Regions from separate parts of the Homo sapiens genome. Here region 2 is linked to region 1. A link is a loop called in an ENCODE intact Hi-C map of the cell type or tissue named here. Cell type or tissue: CD4-positive, alpha-beta T cell. All regions are shown on one strand. Links, peaks and the distances in the headings refer to the core of each region. The heading gives the core; the rest is flanking DNA. Region 1 overlaps FAAH2 (fatty acid amide hydrolase 2). Region 2 holds the start of FAAH2 (fatty acid amide hydrolase 2).

Evidence for each region. A loop is a pair of places that touch in the nucleus more often than their neighbours do. Peaks named below come from ENCODE experiments on the same cell type or tissue, not always from the same donor. Only the 100,000 strongest peaks of a DNase experiment are listed, where the experiment ranks them.
Region 2: a loop joins it to region 1, with 14 times the contacts of the local background. A loop is called at or near these places in 16 of 110 quality-filtered maps.

The regions. Positions count from the first base shown.
Region 1 is chrX:57,448,619-57,458,403 of GRCh38, forward strand. FAAH2 (fatty acid amide hydrolase 2) reads left to right here. Exons shown (of 11, transcript NM_174912.4): 10 at 1-100. Among named protein-coding and RNA genes, the nearest start is that of ZXDB, 140 kb to the right of the region's middle. RefSeq lists a silencer at 2,898-3,192 and an enhancer at 5,500-5,639. In CD4-positive, alpha-beta T cell, for the core only: no CTCF peak of the experiment used is centred there; a DNase peak (open chromatin) is centred at 5,533.
Region 2 is chrX:57,277,243-57,287,027 of GRCh38, forward strand. It overlaps FAAH2 (fatty acid amide hydrolase 2), which reads left to right and starts at 9,464. Exons shown (of 11, transcript NM_174912.4): 1 at 9,464-9,775. The coding sequence starts at 9,584. In CD4-positive, alpha-beta T cell, for the core only: a CTCF peak has its summit at 5,440 (motif pointing right); a DNase peak (open chromatin) is centred at 5,539.

The sequences.
Region 1 (9,785 bases), core at 2,674-7,673:
ATGCTAGGTGATGATGGTGTGTTCTTATATCCCTCACATCCCACAGTGGCACCTAAGCATCATGTCCCTCTAACACGGCCTTTCAACTTTGCTTACACAGGTACCTAATTGTATTCCTTACATTCTGTAATCTTAAAGAAATAGAGATGTATGTTTCCAAGGAAAGCATAATTTTCTTTTGCAGTTGGACAAGTTTTAAACATGCAGGTATAAAAGTGCTGTGTGATTGAAAACTCCAGAAAACAGTTGCTAATGTCATATGTTGAAGATACTTTGCCAATATCTGGTTTCTCCACAATAATCCTACAAGTGCATATGAGTATCCACATTTTACAGAACTGTGCCTCAGGGAGGTTCAGCCACTTGTCTTCTATCACTCAGTGTGATCACACTAGATCCAAAGTCTCCCCTGGCTGCTCTGAATTAAACCAAGTTAAGCTTTTATCAGGATCTGTGGCTTCCCAGAAGATTCTTGTACAGAAGACAATTCTCCAAGGGATCATTTACTTGACTTAGCTATCATCCCCTTTGAATTCAATTCATTCTATTCACCAAACTAATTTTCTTCACCTGGTTTTTAAGCCATGGATGGATCATGATTATGTGAAGTCTAAAGGCCCCTGGACATGTACTAGGTCAGTTTCTATGGTTTCTCCAGAGTCTTGTCCCAGGGAACCACACTATTCTTTGAGATGAAGATAGAGAACTCTTCATCAAATACACGTTCTCACCCAATAAACCTGTGGTCCACTTAAAGTTAGAATTTGGAATCCTTTGCTCTGCAATTTTCTACTTGTGCATCTGGAGGAAGACATTGAATCTTTCTCAACTTATTTCCTATCTAGGAAGTCAGGGTAATCTATGCCTTGCAGTGTTGCAGTTAAGATTAAATGAAATAATACGTGTAAATTAATTAACATAAGGGTTGTGGAGGATGAGGGAGAGGATATTAAACAGTCCCTATCCTTAATTTCCTTACCCTTACTCTCTCCCTGGCTTTGATCACTCACTCTTAATTTCTTCCTTCCTGTCCTTCCTTCCTTCCTTCCTTGCTTCCTTCCTTCCTTCTTGGAGTTTTGCTCTTGTTGCCCAGGCTGGAATGCAATGGCACAAGCTCGGCTCACTGCAACCTCCACCTCCTAGGTTCAAGCGATTCTCCTACCTCAGACCCCCAAGTAGCTGGGATTACAGGAGTGTGCCACCACACCCAGCTAAGTTTTGTATTTTTAGTAGAGACAGGTTTCACCATGTTGGCCAGGCTGGTCTTGAACTCCTGACCTCAGATTATCTGTCCGCCTTGGCCTCCCAGAGTGCTGGGATTGCATACATGAGCCACCATGCCTGGCCTTAATTTCTTAAGTCTTTGAAAAAACATGCTGCCTAAATTGCTGCGTTTAAGTTTCTATCACCTAGTTACTCAGTTTCTGAAGACAGGTAAAATACTTTAGTCAATAGGCTAGAACCCAAGGAGAAATATACTGTTTATACCTTTTGGGGAGGATTTTCCTCAGCTTGAGGCTTCCTATGGTTTGTAACTTTTCCCTCTAGTTTAGCCTTGAACACATTTAAAGAGTGTTCCTTGTAAGCCAGATGATATTCTAGGTAATATGGATACAAGACCCATGATAGATGATAGCTGCAATTTAGCAAGTATCTAATATATACGAGATACTAGAAGCCAGAAATTCTATACATTATCTCATTTATGTTTCCCCCAAATCCCTCACAGCAACTGAAGTTATCTTTGTGTAAAACCTGAGGAAACTGAATGATGTATAAAGTGATTTAAGGGTCAGGGTCAGGACTGAAATTCAGTTGTATTCTATCTGACTTTAAATGCAATGTTATTTTCACTACATGTATGGGTTAATAATGCTCATTCATGTTTTGTTTTTATTGTCTTTACTAAAGCTGAAAATATAAGAGGTTTGTGAGACCTTTTGTCAAAGATGTAGAATTGTTGGATGCCAAATAGGTTAATGTTTTATTCCTGGTTCTTTTTTTTCCTACTGAGAAATACCCCTCTCAGTTTCTCAAGCTTGTATAAGCTTTTTATGTTTGTCTCCTACTTACAAGATGGGTACACTAAATCAGATATTTAATTTTTGAGCCTTGGCTTTCTTACAGCTAAGATGAGGATGCTAGATTGACTTTGAAGGATGGTTGGAAGGATATAATGTAATAATGTGTAGAGTGCTTTAAAATTATTAATAATAGTGATAATGATACCATTTATTGGAGACATGTATATGTTTATATTGATATTAATGTAGGTAATATCAATATCTCTGCTTTACTTCGTAGTATTAGTTATATGTGTTTTCCTTGTTTTATCTATTCCTAGAATTGTTCTGAGTTTTACATGTTTCATCTCATTTTATCTTACAGCAGCCCTATAAAAAGGAGAAATTATTAGTGTCCTCATTTTACAGATGAAGGAATTTAGACACAAAAATCTTTAGGAAACATTTCCAAAGTCACATAGCTAAGATAATATACGAACTGGGACTTTAACCCAGGCCCTATGATTTCAGAGGAAGTGATCTTATTTATTACACAGAAGAGGAAACAGGAGGCTGAACAGGGTCTCTCAGCTATGAAGTGAAGTGATAAGGATTCAAACCCAGGTCTGTCTGACTCCAAATCCTATTGCTTCTAATTAACTCTCTTCCCTTGTTCTTCTGCCTCACTTAGTGCTCAGTGAAGCAAAGTACCTTCTCCTACTTTGCTCCATTGACACTCTACAATGAGAATAAATTTATTAAGCATGTATTGTGAACTATACTGTATGCACTGGTGTTAGATGAATCAGATACATTCCATGCTCTCAGGGAGCTCCTAGCTTAGTACAAGAGACAAACAAATGTTAACAGAGAATTTCAGTAGAAGAAAACAAAGGAAGGCTTTCTGGAATAGGTGACCCCTGATCTGGGTCCTGAAGGAGAACTAGAAATTAATCAGAGGAAGGATGTTGAGTAAGTATTACAATGGTCCACGCAGTACGAACCCCATGAGCAATAGAACAGAAAAACACACAGGAACACTGTGGACAGAGGGTATAAACACTACACTAACTGGAGAGAGTAAGTTTTTAATAGAGGAGTGAGAGGAGGAGCATGAGTTTGAAAAGGTAAGCATGTCATGGAGAACATTCACAGCCATGCTAAAAACTGCAAAAAAAATTTATTTGTCTTGGCACCCTGCCCCATCCTGCTTTCTTTGCATAATGTCACTGGAATAACACAGTAATGAAAGAGAATAATCTAGCCTGCAGATTCTTTGAATATTTGATTAGCCTATGCTATTTCCTGATAACATGCAATCAACAATGTTTCATATCATTGTATCTCAAAGAAGTTATTTACAGTTTTCTTCCACTTTAGTCCTACCACGATTATCAACATAACACCTATATGTCATAATAATTGGGAGAGGTGATTACCAGGACAGATGGAAGGAAACAGCTTACAAAAGTGGCCTTTCACTGGCTTTCTCCCCTCTCCCCACTTTAGGTGTCTGTACTCAAAGATCTCTTGGACCATTTATATCCTGAGATGAACAGCATTGGCCATACAGCATTTTAAAGATCTCATCTGAGAAACCCATTGATATTGGTGCCAGGAATGCTAAGCAGATCTTTTGTGACCTCTTCAGCATCCAGCATTAGAGTGAAACTCAAGATTTATATGTCAGGTTTGGCAAAATCATAACATGCCACTCTCAAGAGTCCCTCTTGTACCCATGCCAGTCATTAACAATTGATCACAGCATTCTTTTTCTCTGAGAACAAACTTGACTTTGTGATATTTAAACAGAGTGGGCTTGGTCACCTCCCCAATTGATAAGCTAGACACACAAAATGAAATGTTCATGTAGTCTAAGCAAAGATTCTACTTAACAAAATAATCTGCTATATTGTTAGCTCTTCAAAGGCTGTGGTCTGTTTCTATCTTGTTCACCTATGTAATCCGCATTGACTAGGACATTGCATTGTTGCACAAAATGCATAATTATTTTTTGTTAAACTAACAAATACATAATTAAAAATATAAATAAGAATGAACATCCCAGAATAACAGAGTAAGAAGCTCAGCAAATTCTCTCTCAAGCAAACCAGCAATAAAACTGGAAAAATTACTGGAAACAACCATTTCAAGTGTGAAAAATGATCAAATGGCATAAAGCAAATTCAGGAGCATTTATTCAAGAAAAATTAGTGATTCCTAATAAGAAAAGTTGGAGTCTATGATATTTAAGCTGGGATCTGTTTTCCCCTCCGCTTCTCAGATACAGCTTTGAGGTACAAAACTTTCACACTGGGTAGGGCAAGGCAGACCTTAAAGACTGACAACTCCCATTCTTTCCAGACCCATGTTACACAGCATCTGTTGTGGGCAAGTAGAGAATACTGCTACATCCAACAGCTTCCATTACCTGTGGCACCTTATTGTGGAAGTTCTAAACAAGGTCATGGCTGGTCATAAGAACTTGCAGCTCTTCAACCCTGCCCAAGAGAGGCTGATTTTACATGAAGCAGAATATGGAAGATCTTAGATACAAAAAATTCCCTGAAAGCTAAAATTTCAGTGATACTAACAAAATTCACAGCAACGTACCCCAGAGGTAGAGAAAAATCAGAATCAAGAGTTGATAAAATATATTAACTAAAGCATCTAGTTTTCAACAAAAATTTATGAGGCATACAAGTAAAAAAGGAAAATGAGACCCACAAACAACAATGCCCACCTCTGCCACTTGTAGCCAGCAGGCCATGCCTGCTAGAGCTTCCAGCCCAGCAGTTCCTCTTCTTTCTGAACTCTGCCAGTGGACACAGCCTCCTGTTATCCAGGGAAACAGAAAAACTGCAGGATAGGTGATTCCACAACCCCCACCACCACTCATAGCCAGGCAGCTAGAACTTCCAGCCCAGCAGTCCCACTTCTGTCTGAACTCTGATGGCAGGAACAGCCTCTAGAATATAACCCAACAGCAGGTCAGGCAACTGCACCCAAACCCGCCACTCATAGCCAGGAAATCCATGTCTGATAGAGCTTCCAGCCCAGCATTCCCACATCTGCCTGAACTCTGTGTGTGGCCACAACTTCTTGAACCCCCGGAAAGCACCTAGACAGGGGATTAAGTGACCCCACCCCATCCCACAGCTCTTAGATGATCAGGACTTGGTGGTGGCCAAGCAAGGGTGAGCCCTCGTTCTCAGATCACTGAGAGAAGTGGAGATACCCAGGTTCATGGGCTGGCAGAGGATTGGGGTGTGCCTTGTTCCACAGGGCCAGCCTGGCAAGGATATGACCTGTCTACTAAATGTGGTCCCTGCCTGAGGGAGCCCATGGACCAGAACACCTAACAAAAGAAGTGAGGGCATGGAACCAGTGATCGAAGGGGGCTCCTCCAAAGCCCAGGAGCCATCTAGGTGAGCGAGTCACCTCTCTCCCCCACACCACAGAGGACTACTGTCATCTTGGCCAGAACACCGAAGAGCCCTGAAAGAGAGTAGGAAGAGCCTATCTGCCTGCTAGCACTCTTAAGCGCCACCTGCTGGATCTCAGGTCAAAATGCAAACCTAAAATATTTTGCAAGTATGTATCACCTGTGAAAACTAAGGAAAAGATCCAGCCAGAAATAAACATTCTGTACAAAGTCATGACCCTTTGAAATATACCCAGAAACAAAGCCAGCTGACTATCCTCAACTTATCTCACGGGTGAAGAAACATCAACCCTTACACATGAGAAAGAATGAATCCAAGAACTGGCAACTCAAAAAGCCAGTGTTTGCCCTTACCTATAAACGTACACATTAGCCTCCCAGAAATGGTTCTTAACCAGAGTGAGCTGACTGTGGACATAGAATTCAGAAGCTGGATGACAAGGAAGCTCAGTGAGAATGAGGAGAAAGTTGAAACATAATCCAAGGAATCCAATAAAACAATTCAGTAGCTGAAAGATAAAATATCCATTTTAAGAAAGAACCAAATTAAATTTTTGGAACTGAAAAATTTACTTCCAGATCTCCACAATAGAATCTGAAGCATCAGCAGCAGAAAAATTAAGATGAAGAAAGAATCTCTGAGCTGGAAGACCAGCTTATACAATCAACTCAGTCAGACAAAAATAAAGAAAAAAGAATTTTTGAAAATGAAAAAATCCTTTGAGAAATATGGGATTATGTAAAGATACCAAATGTATGACTCATGGTGTTTTCAAAAGAAAAGGAGAGAGAGTAACTTGTAAAACATATTTGAGGATATAGTCCATGAAAATTTCCCCAAACGTCCCAGGGAGGAGGACATACAAATTCAATAAATACACAAACCCCCTGTAGATACTACACAAGATGACAAACCGGAAGGTACATAGTCATCAGATTCACCAAGATCAACTCAAAAGAAAAACTCTTAAAAGTAGCTAAAGAGAAAAATCAGGTTACCTACAAAGTAAACCCCACCAGACTCTCTGTAAGAACTCTCTGTAAGAAACCTACAAGTGAGAAGAGATTGGGGGCCTATTTTCAATATTGTTACAGTGAAGAATTTTCAACCAAGAATATCATATTCCATGAAACTAAACTTCATAAGCAAACGAGAAATAAAATTCTTCCCAGACAAGCAAGTACTAAAGGAATTTATTATTACCAGACCACCCTTACCCGAGTTCTTTAAGAGAGTGCTAAATATGAAAATAAAGGACCAAAACTTGCTACCTCAAAAATCCACTCAAGCACATGGCCCATAAACAATATAAAGCAGCTATGCAGTCAAGTCTAAAAAACAGTCAACAACATGATGACAGGATCAAAATCTCATAAATTAATACTAACCCTGAATGTAAAGGGTCTAAAAGTACCACTTAAAATGCATAGAGTGGCAAGCTAGATAAAAAGATAAAACCCAACAATCTACTGTCTTCAAGAGACCCATTTCAACTGCAATGACACCCACAAGTTCAAAGTAAAAGGATGGAGAAAGATCTATCAAGCAAATAGAAAACAACAACAACAAAAGATCAGGAGTCATTATTCTTACATTAGATTAACAAATTTTAAACCAGCAACGGTCATAAAAGACAAAGAAGGGTAATACTTAATAATAAAGAGTTCAATTCAACAGGAAGTCTTAACTATCCTAAACATATACACACCCAATGTAGAAGTACCTGGATTCATAAAGGAAGTTCTTCCTAACCAATGGAAAGATTTAGACAGCCACAAATAATAACGGGGGATTTTAACATCCCACTCACTGAGTTAGACAGATCACTGAGGCAGAAAACTAACAAAGAAATTCTGGATTGAAACTTGACATTTGATCAATTGGACCCAATCAACCTCTACAGAGTACTCCACACAACAACCACAGAATATATATTTTTCTCATCCATACACAGAACATATTCTAAGGTCCACCACATCCTTGGACATAAAGCAAATCACAATAAATTCAAAGAAATCAAAACCATACCAAGCAAACTCTCAGACCATAGTGCAATAAAAGCAGAAATCAATACCAAGATCTCTCAAAACTACCAGAAAATGGAAATTAAACAACTTTCTCCTGAATAACTCTTGGGCAAAAAACAAAATTAAGACAGTAATTAAAAATTACTTTGAAATTAATGAAATAGGAGACACAGCTTACCAAATCTTTGAGATGCAGTTAAAGCAGTGGTAAGAGACAAATTTGTAGTGCTAAACACCTTCATCAAGAGGTTAGAAAGATGTCAAATTAACAACCTAAAGACAGTCAGATAAACAAGAAAAAAGAACATCCAACTCCGAATAAAGTAGAAGAAAATAAACAACTAAATCAGAGAACTGAGCTGAATTCAGACCTAAAAGACCATACAAAACATCAATGAAAACAAGTGTTGCTCCTTCAAAAGAATAAACAAGATTGATATACCATTAGCTAAACTAACAAGGAATAATAAAAAATAAAGATCCAAATGAGCACAATGAGAAATGACAAAGATGATATTACAACTGATTCCACAGAAATAGAATAGTTCCTTAGAGACTATACAGAACACCTTTGTGAACACAAGTTAGAAAATATAGATACAATGGATAAATTCCTAGAAACACACAACCTTCCAAGATAGAATCAGGGATAAAAGTGAAGACATGAACAGATAAATAACAAGTTCAGAAATTGAATCACTAATAAAAAAACTTACCAACAAAAAAGAGCCCAGGACCATGGATTCACGGCCAAATTCTACCAGACATATAAGGAAAAACTGATACCAATCCTACTCACACTTTCCCAAGAAAATCGAAGAAGAGTCTTCTCCCTAATGCATTCTATGAATCCAGCAGCATTCTGATACAAAAATCTGGCAGAGACAAAATGTAAAGTAAAATAAAAAAAAATTCAAGTCAATATCCCTGATGAACATGGATGCAAAAATTCTCAACAAGATAATAGCAAACTAAATCCACCAGCATATCAAAAAGTTAATCCAACACAGTCATGCAAGTTTTATTTCTGGGATGCAAGGTTGATTCACCATACAGAAATCAATAAATGTGATTCACCAAATAAACAGAATCAAAAGCAAAAACTACATGATCATCTCAATAGATACACAAAAAGCCTATAATATAATCCAACATCCCTTAATGACAAAAGCCCTCAACAGATTAAGCATTAAAGTAGCATACCTAAAAATAGTAAAAGCCATCTACGACAAACCCACAGCCAACGTAATACTGAATGAGCAAAAACTGGAACGGTTCCCCTTGGGAACTGGAACAAGACAAGTATGCCCACTTTCACCACTCCTATTCAATATAGTACTGGATGTGCTAGCCAGCGCAATGAAGAAAGGGAATAAATAAAAGGCACCCAAATAAAAAGAGAGAAAATCAAACTCTCTCTCTTTACTGATATGATTCAATACCTAGAAAACCCTAAAGACTCTGCTAAGTCTCCTGGAACTGATAAATGAATTCACTAAAATTTTAATATACTAAACCAATGTACAAAAATCCTAACATTTTTATACACCAATATTGTTCTAGGTGAGAATCAAATGAAGAACAGAATTCCATTTACAATAGCCACAAAAAAAAAAAAAAGGAATACCTAGGAACCCATCTAACCAATGAGGTAAAGATCTTTACAAGCAGAACTGCAAAACACAGCTAAAAGAAATCAGAGGTAACACAAATAAATGGGAAAATATTTCATGCTCATATATTGGAAGAATCCACATAGTTAAAATGGCCATACTGCCCAAAGCAATTTACAGATTCAACACTACTCCTATCAAAATATTAATGCCATTTTTACAAAATTTGACAAAATTATTTTTAAATTCATTTGGAACAAAAAAAGAACCTCAACAGCTAAAGCAATATTAATCAAAAAGAGCCAATACAGAAGCATCACATTGCCCAACTTCCAAATGTACTATAAGGCTACAATAATCAAAACAGCATGGTACTGCTGCAAAAAAAGACACATAGACCAAGGAAACAGAATTGAGAACCCAGAAATAAACCTGCCACCTACAACCATCTGATCTTCAACAAAATGAGCAAAAGTAAGCAATGGAGGAAAGGACTCTCTATTCAATAAATGGTACTATAATAGTTTGCCTGCCGTATGCAGAAGAATGAAACTGGATCTCTACCTGTCACCATATATGAAAACTAAGTTAAAGTAGATTAAATATTTAAATGTAAGACCTCAAACTATAAAAATATTGACAGATAGCTGGGCAGGTGCCCTGTAATCCCAGCTACTCAGGAGGCTGAGGCAGGAG
Region 2 (9,785 bases), core at 2,462-7,461, 170 kb before region 1:
CATCCCTGGGACGCAAGGCTGGTTCAACATATGCAAATCAATAAATGTGATCCATCACATAAACACGACCAATGAGAAAAACCACATGATTATCTCAATAGTTGCAGAAATGGCCTTCAACAAAATTCAACAGCCTTCATGCTAAAACTCTCAATAAACTAGGTATTGATGGAATGTATCTCAAAATAATAGGATCTATTTATGACAAACCCACAGCCAATATCATACTGAATGGGCAAACCTGGAAGCATTCCCTTTGTAAACCAGCACAATACAAGGATGCCCTCTCTCACCACTCCTATTCAACATAGTGTTGGAAGTTCTGGCTAGGGCAATCAGGCAAGAGAAAGAAATAAAGGGTATTCAATTAGGAAAAGAGGAAGTCAAATTGTCTGTGCTTGCAGATGATATGATTGTATATTTAGAAAACCCCATTGTCTCAGCCCAAAATCTCCTTAAGCTGATAAGCAACTTCAGCAAAATCTCAGGATACAAAATCAGTGTGTAAAAATCACAAGCATTCCTATACACCAAGAACAGACAAACACAGAAACAAATCAAGAGTGAACTCCCATTCACAATTGCTACAAAGAGAATAAAATACCTAGCAATCCAACTTACAAGGGAGGTGAAGGACCTCTTCAAGGAGAACTACAAACCACTGCTCAAGGAAGTAAAACCGGAGCAAAACAAATGGAAGAACATTCCGTGCTCATGGATAGGAAGCATCAATATCGTGAAAATGGCCATACTGCACAAGATGATTTATAGATTTAATGCCATCCCTATCAAGCTCCCAATGACTTTCTTCACAGAATTGGAAAAAAACTACTTAGTTTCCTATGGAACCAAAAAAGAGCCCTCATTGCCATGACAATCCTAAGCAAAAAGAGCAAAGCTGGAGGCATCACGCTACCTGATTTCAAACTATACTACAAGGCTAGAGCATCCAAAACAGCATGGTACTGGTAACAAAGAAGATATATGGACCAATGGAACAGAACAGAACAGAGGCCTCAGAAATAACACCACACATCTACGGCCATCTGATCTTTGACAAACCTGACAATAACAAGAAATGGGGAAAGGATTCCCTATTTAATAAATGGTGTTGGGAAAACTGTCTAGCCATATGTAGAAAGCTGAAACTGGATCCCTTCCTTACACCTTATAGAAGAACTAATTCAAGATGGATTAAAGATTTAAATGCTAGACCTAAAACCATAAAAACCCTAGAAGAAAAAACCTAGGCAATACCATTCAGGATAGAGACATGGGCAAGGACTTCATGACTAAAACACCAAAAGCAATGGCAACAAAAGCCAAAATTGACAAATTGCATCTAATAAAACTAAAGAGTTTCTGCACAGTAAAATAATAATAATAACAATAAAACAAAAAAAAACCTATCATCAGAATGAACTGGCAACCTACAGAATGGGAGAAAAATTTTTGCAATCTATCCACCTGACAAAGGGCTAATTGAATGTACAAAGAAGTTAAACAAATTTACAAGAAAAAAACAAAAAAACACATTAAAATTTGGGCAAAGTATAAGAACAGATACTTCTCAAAAGTAGACATTTATGCAGCTAAGAGGCATATGAAAAAATGCTCATCATCACTGGTCATTAGAGAAATGCAAATCAAAACCACAATGAGATACCATCTCACGCCAGATAGAATAACGATCATTAAAACGTCGGGAAACAACAGATGCTGGAGAGATGTGGAAAAATAGGAATGCTTTTACACTGTTAGGGGAGTGTGAATTAGTTCAACCATTGTGGAAGACAATGTGGCAATTCCTGAAGGATCTAGAACTAGAATTGCCATTTGTCCCAGCAATCCCATTACTGGGTATATACCCAAAGGATTATAAATCATTCTATGATAAAGAAACATGAACACGTATGTTTATTGTGGCACTATTCACAATAGCAAAGACTTGGAACCAACCAAAATGTCATCAATGATAGACTGGATTAAGAAAATGTGGCACATATACACCATGGAATACTATGCAGCCATAAAAAAGGATGAGTTCATGTCCTTTGCAGGGACATGGATGAAGCCAGAAACCATAATTCTCAGCAAACTATCACAAGAGCAGAAAACCAAACACTGCGTGTTCTCACTCATAAGTGGGAGTTGAACAATGAGAACACATGGACACAGGGAAGGGAACATCACACACTGGTGCCTGTTGGGGACTGGGGGACTAGGTGAGGGATAACATTAGGAGAAATACCTAATGTAGGTGACGGGTTGATGGGTGCAGCAAACCACCAAGGCACGTGTATACCTATGTAACAAAACACGTTCTGCACATGTAACCCCAAACTTAAAGGATAATAATAATAAAAAAGAACCACAACAAAAAAAGAAAAGCTTATTTATCATAATCAAGTAGGCTTTAATGCTGGGATGAGAGTTTGGTTCAACATATGCAAATCAATAAATATGATTCATCACATAAACAGAACTAAAGACAAAAAACACGTTATTATCTCAATAGATGGAGAACAGGCTTTCAGTACAATTAAACATTCCTTCATGTTAAAAGTTCTCAACAAACAAGATTTTGAAGGAACATACTTCAAAATAATGAGTCACTTATGACAAACTCACAGCCAACATCATACTGAATGGGCAAAAGCTGGAAGCATTTCCCATGAGAGCTGGCACAAGACATTGATTCCCTCTCTGACCACTCCTATTTTACATAGTATTGGGAGTTCTAGCTAGGTCAATCAGGCAAGAGAATAAAATGACAGCATCCGAATAGATAGCAAGGAAGTTAATCTATAAAATATTGCTGAAGAAATTAAAGATAGCTAAATAATTGAGGGCTTATGTATGCATGTGTATATGTATATCTCATATTCATGATTGGAAGACCCCACTTTGAAAAAATGTCAGCTGTCCCCAAATTGGTCTATAGATTCAATGGAATCCTAATAAAAATCTAAGCAGATCTTTTTTTTTCTGTACTCTGATTATAACATTTACACGGATATGCTAAGAATCTGAAATATCAAAAAACAGTCTTTAATAGAAGAAACAAAACGACTGGGCTTTCACTTTTTTCACCTTTTGACTTTAATTAAAAAACCTTAATATCAAGCAAAAAAAATCCAATTAGAAAATGAACAGAAGACATGAAAAGATTTTTCACCAAAATGAATATATAGATGTCATATAAGCTTATGAAACTGTTTTAGGCCCTAGGGAAATGCAAATTTAAACTATGTTAAGCTATCACTTTACACCTATTAGAATGGCTAAAATTTAAAAAAAAAATGGTGACTGTAAGAAATGCTGCTGAGCATGCAGTGAAACTGGATGACATATATTGCTGGTGGCATAAAATGGCATAGCCACTTTACAAGATTATTTGGAAGCTTCAAAAAAAAAAAAACACTAAAAATGCATCTACCATATGGCCCAGCAATTGCACTCTTAGGTATTTATCTTAGAGAAATTAATACCTTTGTTCACACAAAAAGTTGTACATGAATGTTTACAGCAGCTTTATTCAATAATAACCAAAAGATGTAAATGAATAAAAACCTTACAGATATCCTTCAATAGTGAAAAGGTTAAACAAACCATGGCACATCCATGTAATGGAATACTAGGTAACAATGAAAAATAAATGATTATTGATACACATACAACCTGGCTGAATCTCCAGTGATTGTGCAGAGTGAAAGAAACAAACCCCAATTGGTTACAATACTGCACGATTTGTTTTATTTGACAATCTTGAAATGAAATCATACAAATGGAGAACAGATTGGGGGTAGCTATGGAATAATGAGGGGATTGGGCAGTGGTGTGGACATAAAAGGACAACATGAGAGATCTGTGTTGTGAAGAAAATGTTCTATATTAACTACAGTATTCTCATTATGACATTGTACTTATTTGGAGGATGTTACCATTGGGGGAAAATGAGTAAAGGGCACCTGGAATCTCTCTGTATTATTTCTTACAGCTTCTTGTAAATCTACAATTATCTTAAAATAAGAAGTTTAATTAAAATAATGTATGCAAAATAAGCTTATTTGGTGGTGGACATGGTCAAAAGTTTATCATTTCCTATTTACTTACCTATTGTGTTACACTTATTAAGACACACCCACTTTTGCCTACTTTAAGCACAAGTTTATAGTTACTAAGACATACATTTGTTTTTATATTAGTTAGTATTTGGGAATGGGTAACAAGAAATTTGATTTACATAGTTGTATATGTGCATGTGTGCATCCTCAGATATAAGTTCATGTTTTCATTATGAGTATATGTATTTTTATGTGTTTTTTAAATGTTTATTTTAGGTTTAGTGGTACATGTATAGGTTTGATATATTGGTAAATTGCATGTCATGGAGGTTTGGTGTGCAGATTATTTTGCCATCCAGGTAATTTGCATAGTACCAGTCAGGTAATTTTTTGGTCCTCAGCCTCCTCTCTCCCTCCACCTTCAAGTAGGCTGTGGTGTCTGTTTTTCCCTTCTTTGTGGCCATATGTCCTCATTGTTTAGCTTCCACTCATAAGTGAGAACATGCAGTATTTGGTTTTCTGTTCCTGTGATAGTTTTCTTAGGATAAGGGCCTCCAGCTCCATCCATGTTTCTCCAAAGGGCATTATCTCATTCCTGTTTATGGCTGTGTAGTATTCCATGGTGTATATGTACCACATTTTTGTTATCCAGTCTAATGTTGATGGGCATTTCGGTTGATTACATGTCTTTGTTATTGTGAATAGGGCTGCAAAGAACATACAGATGCATGTATTTTTGTGGTCGAACAATTTATATTCCTTTGTGTGTATACCCAGTAATGAGATTGCTTGGTCAAATGGTAATTCTTCTTTCAGTTCTTTGAGAAATAAACAAAATGCCTTCCACAATGGTTGAACTAACTTATATCGCCTATAGCAGTGTATAAGCTTTCCCTTTTCTGTACAACCTCACCAGCATGTGTTAGTTTTTTGACATTTTAATAATAGCCATTCTGACTATGTGAGATGGTATCTCTTCGTGGTTTTGATTTACATTTCTCTGACGATTAGTGATGATGAGCATTTTTTTAATGTTTTTTGGCCACTTGTATGTCTTCTTTTCAGAAGTGTCTGTTTATGTTTCTTGCTCACTTTTTAATGGGGTTATTTGTTTATTGCTTGTTAAGTTTCTTAGAGATTGTGGATATTAGATCTTTGTTTGATGTTTGTGAATATTTCCCCCATTCTGTAGGTTGTCTGTTTACTCCGTTGATGGTTTCATTCTTTCTGTGTGGGTTGATGTTCCTTCAACTGTAGTGTAATATGAGTATAATCAGTTGACTTCTTTTCTGAATGTTTTCAGCAGTCTAAGCATTTTTGCAGGATCTTTATTTGTAGCTTAGTTCTTGTCCTTGGTTTCACTGGGGGATATATTAACAGTATTTTCGGTGTTGAAATTTGGTTGTAATCCACTAGATGGTGCTTAAATGTAATGGTTAATAGGTACGCTCTTGCTTAGCCATGTGGCTCGCCTGTATTTCCTCATGATTGCCATCAAATTTTCTGTTACTGTTCTGAAAGTGTAGGCTCCTCTCCCACAGAAGTGCTGTCTGTAGACCTCTGTTTGGCACTTGCGAGCTGTACAGCACAACCTTGTGGTGAGCTCATCTTTATTTTCCTTCCCCACTTTTGAGGCAGCAGGGGACAAGACCTTGGCAGTGGCTATGGCAGAGGGTCTTTCCCGTGTCTTTTGGTGCTCTACCCTAGAGAAATTCAGAGCGGATATCAACTGGTGCAATCAGTCAAGGGTGGGGCAGCTGCGTTTTTGGCCCAAGCCATGGGAACCTGCCTGGGGATGGGAAGGGGATTGCGGAGGGAACAGACCAGCCTCTTCTCCTTATGGTGGCTGTGGCTTTCTGGAGGTGTGGTTAAAGCACTGTGCGTCTTTGCTTCTTTCCCAGTCTGAGGGCAGCAAGGGCACTACCATTGCAGTGGCAGGGGCAGAAAGGCTTTTGGTTGTCTCTGGGACCTCCATCTCAGAAAAAAACACAGAGTCACTGCTACTGGGGATGTTCAGCCAGGGGGTGAGGCAACTGTGCTGTTGGCCTGAGGTGGGGACCCCGCTTGGGGAAGAGTCGGGGTTCGAGGGATAACAGGGAGGAGAGAGTGGGCTCTTCTTTGTATGGTGACTGTGTCTTGCTAGAAATGTGAGTAAAGCCCTCAGGATCTTCATTTCTTCTCCAGCCTGAGGGCAGCAGGGGAAGAACCACTGCAATGGCAGTGGCAGAGGGGCTGTCAGTTGCCTCTGGGAGCCCCTCCCCCAGGGAAATACAAAGCCACTAGCAGAGGGAATGCTCTGCCAAGGGTGGGACGTCTGTGTAGATCCAGGCTTGGGGCCCTGCTTGGTGAAGAGTGTGGGGTGGGAGCCTACATGGAAGAGAGACTGGGCTCCTCTCTGTATGGTGGCTGCAGCGTGCTGGAGGCTCCAGTGTAGCAACTCGACCTTTTGTTTTATTCCCTGGCCTGAATGCAGCAGAACAGTACCACTGCAGCTGCAATGGCAGAGAAGCTGTGGGTTGTCTCTGGGATTTCCTCCTCAGAAACGCAGAGCTGCTACCGAGTAAAGTGTTTATGTGGAAGCAGAGTGATTGTGCTTGGGGCCCAGGTCAAGAGGCACTGCTCAGTGAAGAGCAGCGGAGGTGGGGACACACGTGAAAACAGTCTGGCCGCTTTTCCTTTAAGGTGACTGCGCTGTGCTGTGGGTTCGCGTCAGTCCCCAACTTCTATACTACCTCCAGAGCCTGATGAGAACATGAGCGTGGAAAAACGTCAGCTTGCCTGCTCCCTCTGGGAGCTCTGTCCCAGGGAAGTGTGGAGCTGCTTCCAGCCTGAGAACTCAGGCAGGGCTGGGGTAGCCTTGTTAGTGTCCCAAGCTAATGGGCCTTATCCTGCGGCGTGCCCGGGAAGAAAGCCTGCAATCTGGGCATGGTGGTGGGTGCTTATAATACCAGCTACTTGGAAGGCTGAGGCAGGAGAATCACTTGAACCCGGGAGGCAAAGGTTGCAATGAGCCAAGATGGTGCCACTGCACTCCAGTGGCGCTCCAGCCTGGGCGACAGAATGAGACACCATATCATAACAAAACAAAACAACAACAACAACAACAACAACAACAAAACCTGGAATATTATTCAGCTTTTAAAAAGCAGGAAATTTAACATTTATTTTAAAGATAAATCTTAATGGTCTTATGATAAGTGTAATAAGTCCATCATAAAAAGTATGAATCCACTTATACGAGTTAGCTAAAGTAGTTGCACTTTTAAAAAGAGAAAATAGAATGGCATTTGTAAAGGGCCAGTCAATGGGGAAAACAGGTAGTCGATTCATGTATAGTATGTATTCATTTTGCAAGATAAAAATGTTCTGGTGATATGTTGCCAACAATGGCAATATACTTAACATGGTCTAACTATTAATATAAAATTAAAATATTTAAGATTGTAAAAAAAAAACAGAAGCTTTACATCCATATGTGATTTAATCTTCATAACACCATATGGCAGCTGTTATTCTACTTTACAGATGAGAAAACACACCTAGGGACATTAAGTGATTTGTTCAAGGTCAAAAACATAATGAGTGCTGGATCTAGGATTTGGATTCAGGTCTGTCTGGTCAGAGCCCAATCAGTGAGCATTCTTTGTACCTCAGGCTCACATATTTGTCATTTACAACTTAAATAAAGTAACAAAAGTTGGGCAAAGTAAATATTTTCATTTTGACAAAACCTTTCTCTGGTAAGGAAGTTTCACTCAGCTAACAGGTTTTGCTCAGAACTGTAATGGAGCCTAGATTATGACAACCTGCTTTATCAGCTTTCTTTACTGGATCTGCTAGATGTGCCTGTCATGATTAACCTGCTTTCTACCAGGTGCTTGAATTAGGCTAGAAGTGCTGTGATGACACTTTCAGTATCAACCTAAGTTCTGCAGGTGAAAAGACAGTGACCTGGATGACGTTGTCATTTCACCTACCCAAGACCTTAAATGCCAAGCTCGAATCCCTATCTTCAACGCTCATTATCTCATAATCACATACCTTCAGCCTACAAACCTGTATTGACTTCTCATCAAGCCCTATGTCAGGCTCTGGCAATACAAAGAGGAATTAGAATGACCCTGTTCTTCGAGGAGTTTATATCTAGATGGGGCATAGACACAAAAACCTAACACATAACAGAGGGTTGTAAGTGCTATGATTTTGTTAATCTGTGGAGTGCAGGGTTACAAAAGAGTGGCATCACACCCAGTTGTAAGTTCAGGGAAGACTTACTGGAGGAGGTGGTACTTGTCCTGAACTAGATGAAGAGGTTGGGAAAGCAGATGCAAAGATAAGGAGGGAAGAGAGAACTTTCGGATAGTTGTTTGTCAGGAGCTTAGCATGTGAGGGATAGAAGGGGTTAGGGATGAAGCATAGAGTTTTTCAGACACCAGTCATGAGAGTCGAATGCTGGACAAAGTAGATGGGTCTTGAATCTGTGGAAAATGGAGAATTATTGCGGAGTTATTGGCAGGGGTGTAATATTGTCAGATTTACATATTAGAAAGAACACTCTATAAATAAAGGCAGAGTGATCAGCTAGATTATTTGTAGAAGTTCATGTAAACCTCAGTGAGATCTGAGCCAGACTGAGTTGAGAAGGAAGGGCTGGATTCTGTCATGAGAATAAGAGAAATGGAAGAATCTGAAGTGATTCTAGATTTTTGGCATGGCTGACTGGGTGGATGAAAATTCCATTTGTAGACCTGTAGGGGCAGCAGTCTGGGGGACAAAAGGATGAGTTTTGGACTTGTTGAGTTTGAACGATCTGGAAGACATTCACATGGATATGTCAAAAAAGGCATTTCAAGTGTCCAGTTTAGGAGACAGATGGGCTGGAGATTTGATGTTCATCAGTACTACCTGTTAGTGATCTTATAAGGATTAAATAATATGCATATGGAAAATATATATATACTTGCCATTTAGTTGTTTGTTGAGCATACTGAATATTTGCATACAAAGGTATACTTACAACACTTTTTTCACAAGCACAGCTGAAATAAACTATAACAACTACCACTTATACTATTTACCATAAATTGTGCTAAATGTTTTTACTTATTATCTAGTGTTTATGGTAACCCTTTGATATAGGAGTAGTTATTCCCATTTTTTTTCTTATGAGTAAACTGACTAGGAGATATAGTGTAGGTTGGCCAGGGCTACACAGTAGCAGAACTGGGGAATTCCAAGGCCAGTGTTCTTTCTTATGACGCATTTTCTGTCTTGGGTTACAACAGCACTAACGACAGGTAGCATTGCACACAGGCAGCTGCTGGGAAGTCTCCGCCCCCATCTCTGGCTAGGAGCCCTGCAGGTGATGATAAACAAGCTCCTGTGGAATTGTGGGTAGACACTGGACTTGTAAACGAAAAGCTTCATAAGTCCCTCTTTGCTTAGTACTTTTCTCGTCCTTTCCCCAGGGTGCACGTAACCCTCAAGCACTAGGACCGTGCGGAATCCAGGCTGCGATGGCACCTTCATTTACCGCCCGCATTCAGTTGTTCCTCTTGCGGGCGCTAGGCTTTCTCATAGGCTTAGTAGGCCGAGCAGCTTTAGTCTTAGGGGGTCCAAAGTTTGCCTCAAAGACCCCTCGGCCGGTGACTGAACCATTGCTTCTGCTTTCGGGGATGCAGCTGGCCAAGCTGATCCGACAGAGAAAGGTGAGAATGC